Regions from separate parts of the Homo sapiens genome. Here region 2 is linked to region 1. Evidence: read pairs that join two places in POLR2A ChIA-PET (ENCODE). Cell type or tissue: A673. All regions are shown on one strand. Each heading gives the region's core, and the rest is flanking DNA. Links, peaks and the distances in the headings are about the cores only. Region 1 overlaps TMEM156 (transmembrane protein 156). Region 2 overlaps WDR19 (WD repeat domain 19).

Region 1 (2,855 bases), core at 356-2,855:
TACCAGAAAAAAAAACCTCTGTGTGCTGGAATATTCATGCCTGTTAGATTGCTTATGTAGGAAGGGAAAAATATCTTTTCCTCCTACCCTTTTAAATTCAGAGCTGAATCCTTTATAATAAAAGATTAACCAGAGAAAAACATAGTGGTTTATTTAAACAAGTTCTACGTAACACAAGGGCCATCCTCAGGAAGTGAAGATCAGAGGAAACAGTTACACTTGAGTGTTTTTAGTAGTAGGTTTGATGAAGAATGGAGAGACACTTGCAGAAATATGATCAGGCAAAAAGAGTACTAGATCTAATAGGAATAAATGGAGGGAAACTTAGCAGAGCCCGTTTGTTCAGATTCTCCTCTGGGTCCCTGTGTCTTGGGAGATAGGGAACTGCCTTTCCTCTGTGGATACAGGAAGAGCACCTCTCACATGAGGGTCCTATGATGTGTTTTAGAGGAAGGTCAGCAAAGGTTTTATTACCTGCTTCCGGGGAGAAAGGTGGCAAAGGAAGGTCAGAGTAATATTTCCACTTAAAATTTGCCATTTTCTCAAATCCTTCAGCTTAAAAAATTCAGTTTGCCAAGGTGCCATATTTTGGGGCAGCGTGTCCTCAACCCCATCACTGATTATTAAATCTGACCCTGCAGTTAATCCTGTAAATCAACTCAGATAAGCAACTGTAGCCATATAATGATGGCCAGGAGATTAAGTTCCACCTTAACTCTGGAAAAGCATGTTTATATTTTAATGTCAAGAGCTGCCCTCTTGTCTATATGTGCTTTTTTATTGTTATTAGTAACTATAATTATGCTTGACATTAACAATGGCTATAACAAATATGAAAGCCAAAAGAATCAAAGGAAACGTTTTGCTATTAAAGTACTTAAGTATTTTATTTAAATTCGTTTTATTGGTATCTTTGATTTTTTTTTTTTTTTTTTTTTGAGACAGAGTCTTGCTCTGCACCAGGCTGTAATGCAGTGGCGTGATCTTGGTTCACTGCAAACTCTGCCTGCCAGGTTCAAGTGATTCTCCTGCCTCAGCCTCCTGAGGAGCTGGGACTACAGGCGCGCACCACCACACCCAGCTAATTTTTGTGTTTTTAGTAGAGACAGGGTTTCACCATGTTGGCCAGGATGGTCTCGATCCCTTGACCTCATGATCCTCCCACCTCAGAATCCCAAAGTGCTGGGATTACAGGCATGAGCCACTGCGCCTGGCCTCTTTGAATTTTTTTAAAAACATCCTGGTGCTAAAAGGCAGCAAGATTCATAAATGCAAACAAACATATAAATAAACAACCAGGCCCTCTTCCCTTTTAAATAATCTGTGAAATAAAAATAATCTATCTGCATAGGAAACAATTATCAAATCAGCATCTACAATGTGGCCCAATAAAAGAAAGGGTTTTCATATTTGATCCTGTTTTTGGTTCCTCAAAATTAAAAACTTGGCTCCACTCTGTGCTGTATAATGATAGATTTTTTTTAAGAAGAGAGAGAGTGGGAATTCTCTTGCTGTTTCCATGGGTTTCATCATCTTTTTTTCCATGACTCATAATGGCTTCTTGCAAACACTCTTGTTCCCTTGATCTCATGGAGCGAATGAATGCTCTTAAGCTAGTTTTCATCAACCAGTCAGCATTCCTCCTGCTTTCCAACTGTGCATCCTCAGCTGGACACAAACATTTTCCAGTCTACTCATTCACAAAATAAACTTCTGAGTATTCTTCAAAGGGCTCGGTCCAACTTGCCCGGGGATATTCTGAAGATTTAAATAAAAGCAAGAAAATATTATTCACACAAAAATTTTGTTAAGTGTTACTTGAATTAGAATGGGCAGAAAACAATTTTAAAACCGTTTGTTAAAACTATGGCTTATAAGACCACCAAAAAATGTTCTCAAGTCTCTGATTCAGGGCTCTTTCAGGGCAACCTGACCGCCTCAGCCTCCCAAAGTACTGGGATTACAGGCGTGAGCCACCACACCCTTCCATGACTTCTTTTCCTTTGGGTAGATACCCAGTAGTGGGATTGCTAAATGGAACAGTAGTTCTATTTTTAGTTTTTTGAGAAATCTCCATACTGTTTTCTGTAGTGGCTATACTAGTTTACATTCCTACCAGCAGTGTATAAGAGTTCCCAAAGTTGGGACAGTTATTCTCCCTTTTCAGGGTGACCCCAGGACTGATTCTGTGTTACGCCATGACACCCCCCATTATATCCCTAAGAAGACATTGTGCTCAGTGATAACAAACTTCTCAGCCTAGGACCAAGGAAACCTAGAGTCTCCACTAACCTCTGCTGCTACAGCATGTTTGGTTTATTTTCTATATCTATCAAATGAAAGTGTAAGTGTTCATGCCAGTTTCTTTCAATTATAACATTCCATGATTCTAACACAGAGACATAGAAATTGGGATTTATTCATTTACTCAACAAATCCTTATTGAACATCTAAACGCTAGGCATCATGTCCTCTGAAGGAGGAGTCTCTCTATCGTGCTCCCCAAGTCCCTCTCTTCACATGTGAACACCTTTATCATGTTACTTGAGTCTTTATTGGAATTAGGGCTTCTCTAATCTGACTCCTCCATTGACTACATTGTTGTTTTTGCCAATGAGTAGGATTCTCAACATACAGTAGGTGGTCAAAAATCATTTGGTGAATGAACAAAGAAAGAGGAACTCTTCAGATGCAAAGATAAGCATCCCAGAATGAACAACCAGAATGAGAGGTCTCGAGCATAATAATATCCAGTAATATTTCATTGACACAATCATATGACTACACTATATGCTACTTAGGAATTTCTGAGCCAACAGCAGACCCTGGTTGCACTGAGACCCAAAGTACTAAGA
Region 2 (2,924 bases), core at 274-2,773, 220 kb after region 1:
CTATTCACCCAGTAGCCAAGTTAAACACTTAATGATGATGTAAATATAACTAATGGAACTAATAGAAGAAAATAATGTTGAAAGGAGTAAAGACATTTTGTGTTTTTATCATGTTTAAGATAGCAATTTTTGTTCAGTTTAATCACCAGGAATCCGTGCCACAGATAATTAACTGAATTCAGGCTTCAATTATTTTAGTCTTTAACATCTACAAAACACTAAAATTACATATTTTTGTAAAATTAACATTCAGAAACATTAAAAAGCCAAAAAAAATTTAAAATAAAAGCCCTCCTATATCTTGAGATCTGTAATTTACCAAGTAGTTGTGTATGTTTAGTTGGTTGGTTGATTTTGTTTTATTTCTTTTGTTGTTAACTTCTAGATAAGCTCTAACATAATCCTCACTATCCTGAATCCTATGAAAACATGGTTTTCATGACCATGTTTTGATACCTTTTCTGATCAACACTTGATTGTATGTTTTGAAAATATTAAAAATTGTGTTTATTTTTTAGCGTATTTTCTCACTGCTAGAAAAGACTTGGCTTGGCGCACCAATACAGTTTGCCTGGCAAAAAACATCAGGAAACTACCTTGCAGTAACAGGGTAAGAAACCAATGAATGTTTTAAGCAGTGGTTGCATGCCCATGTAATCACACCATCTACTCAGTAGAAGTTTTTTTTGTTGTTGTTTTTTTTTTTTAAATGGAGTCTAGCTTTGTTGCCCAGGATGGAGTGCAGTGGCACGATCTCAGCTTGCTGCAACCTCCGCCTCCCAGGTTCAAGTGAACCTGGCCTCAGTAAAAGTTTTTGTCTAACAGTTATATGACAGGAAAAGGAATATATTCATCTCCATTAACATGAAAGTTCATAGAACCTTTTCCCTGGTAATAACTTTTTATGCAAATTCTGAAACTATCAGGAGAAAACACTGAAATCATTTGGATGGCAGCTTTATATACATAGATAAATGAAAGAAACATTTAGGCCAGGTGCAGTGGCTCATGCCAATAATCCCAACACTTTGGGAGGCCAAGGCAGGCAGATCACTTGAGGCCAGGAGTTTGAGACCAGCCTGGCCAACATGGTGAAACGCCATCTCTACAAAAATACAAAAATTAGCCAGGTATGGTGGCAGGCATCTGTAATCCCAGCTACTTAGGAGACTGAGGCAGGGGAATCGCTTGAACCTGGGAGGTGGAGGTTGCAGTGAGCCAAGATCACACCACTGCACTCCAGCCTGGGCAACAGAGGGAGACTCTGTCTCAAAAAAAAAAAAAAAAAAAAAAAAAAGTAAATCATATCTTTATGTTCTGATTGCTTTCAGAGCTGATTATATTGTGAAAATCTTTGATCGCCATGGTCAAAAAAGAAGTGAAATTAACTTACCTGGGTAAGTACAGAAGTAGATTTAAAAAAACCTGTCAAGTTTTGTTGCCTAAAAGATTAAAAAAATACTGCCTTAAAATTATAATCAGATGGAATCTTTTGCTTCTTCCATTTGCAAAGGGATTTGTTTTTTTAGCCATAAGTAGTTATGAAATATGTAGAGATATAGCATGAATTAGAGTTTCTATCTATAAACACCCATATACTCACAGAGAAGCCTTACGGCAGGATTATAAATCAGACCGTGTGAAAGAATTAGAGTCCACACGAAACAATTCTTTTAAATTATAAACAAGTCTTAGTGTTTGTATAGGCAGATAAGATAAACCTGTATCTACTTTAGTTTTCCATCTCTAATAAATTGTTGGAAAATAGTGACTTTCCACATAACTTTGTAAAGGGTGAAGGCTTTATCCATTTTCAGGAAATCATTCTACATTATACTAAGCATAATTGAAGCATTTTTAATGATTCAGTGTAATCACTACCTATATTAGTTATTCTACTGATGGTCTCAGTGGTTATTAAGATGTATAAAGGCTGTGTGTGGTGGCTCATGCCTGTAATCCCAGCACTTTGGGAGGCCGAGGCAGGTGGATCATGAGGTCAGGAGATGGAGACCATCCTGGCTAACACGGTCAAACCTCGTCTCCACTAAAAATACAAAAAAGTAGCTGGGCGTGGTGGCATGCGCCTGTAGTCCCAGCTACTTGGGAGGCTGAGGCAGGAGAATCACTTGAACCCGGAAGGTGGAGGTTGCAGTGAGCCGAGATTGCGCTACTGTACTCCAGCCTGGGTGACAGAACGAGACTCCATCTCAAAAAAAAAAAAAAAAAAAGATGTATAGAGTCCCTCACCTAAACTGACTTATGCTGCTGTGCTTTTAAAATTCATGTTTCTTTCTGTAGTTTATTGACCATTTTTGAAAATTAGGTTTTACTTCTCTTGGTCTCTAACAGCCTTTCCTACCTCCTGCCCTGCCCCACCCACCTAATGCTATCATTTTGGCATTTTCCATTAACTCTCTTAATTGTGGCTTCTGGTTTCTGTATTCCTGGAAACAGATCAAAGAAGCTATAATTATATGTGAAGTGAAAGAAGGCACTCAGTAAAAATTGTCTTGGAGTAAATTGCGTGAGCTTTATTGTGTGATCTCTGTGACATCTATTTCTGTTACATAATGGTCTCATTTCTTCTGTATTGTTTTGCTGTATTCATAATAGTGGAATTTGACTGACAGAGGATCTCCAGATAAGGAAAATGCTGTTAAATACACAATCTTTAATTAGCAGATGATTTTGTCAATAATTTGAAAGCTTCCCTCTTCCATACTCCCCAAATCTCTGAATATACTTTAGAAAATGAAGATCCTAAAACATATTTCAACATTTTGAAAAATAAAATAATTGAAGTAATTCCCAACTGTCTTAAATATAAATCAAAGTATGGGTTATTTAATACCCAAGAATGAAAAATAACATCAGAGAAGAAAAGGTAAATATTTTTATTAAGAGTTTAAGAAATTGTAAAG

The links. ChIA-PET counts read pairs that join two places held together with the same protein. Peaks named below come from ENCODE experiments on the same cell type or tissue, not always from the same donor. Only the 100,000 strongest peaks of a DNase experiment are listed, where the experiment ranks them.
Region 2: POLR2A ChIA-PET joins it to region 1 with 6 read pairs; 2 of 35 experiments call an interaction of 5 or more read pairs at or near these places.

Annotation. Positions count from the first base shown.
Region 1 is chr4:38,965,884-38,968,738 of GRCh38, forward strand. It overlaps TMEM156 (transmembrane protein 156), which reads right to left. Exons shown (of 7, transcript NM_024943.3): 7 at 861-1,758. Among named protein-coding and RNA genes, the nearest start is that of TMEM156, 65 kb to the right of the region's middle. In A673, for the core only: no CTCF peak of the experiment used is centred there; a DNase peak (open chromatin) is centred at 1,568; H3K27ac peaks cover 1,501 bases.
Region 2 is chr4:39,185,208-39,188,131 of GRCh38, forward strand. WDR19 (WD repeat domain 19) reads left to right here. Exons shown (of 37, transcript NM_025132.4): 2 at 519-610; 3 at 1,332-1,397. Among named protein-coding and RNA genes, the nearest start is that of WDR19, 4.1 kb to the left of the region's middle. In A673, for the core only: no CTCF peak of the experiment used is centred there; no DNase peak of the experiment used is centred there.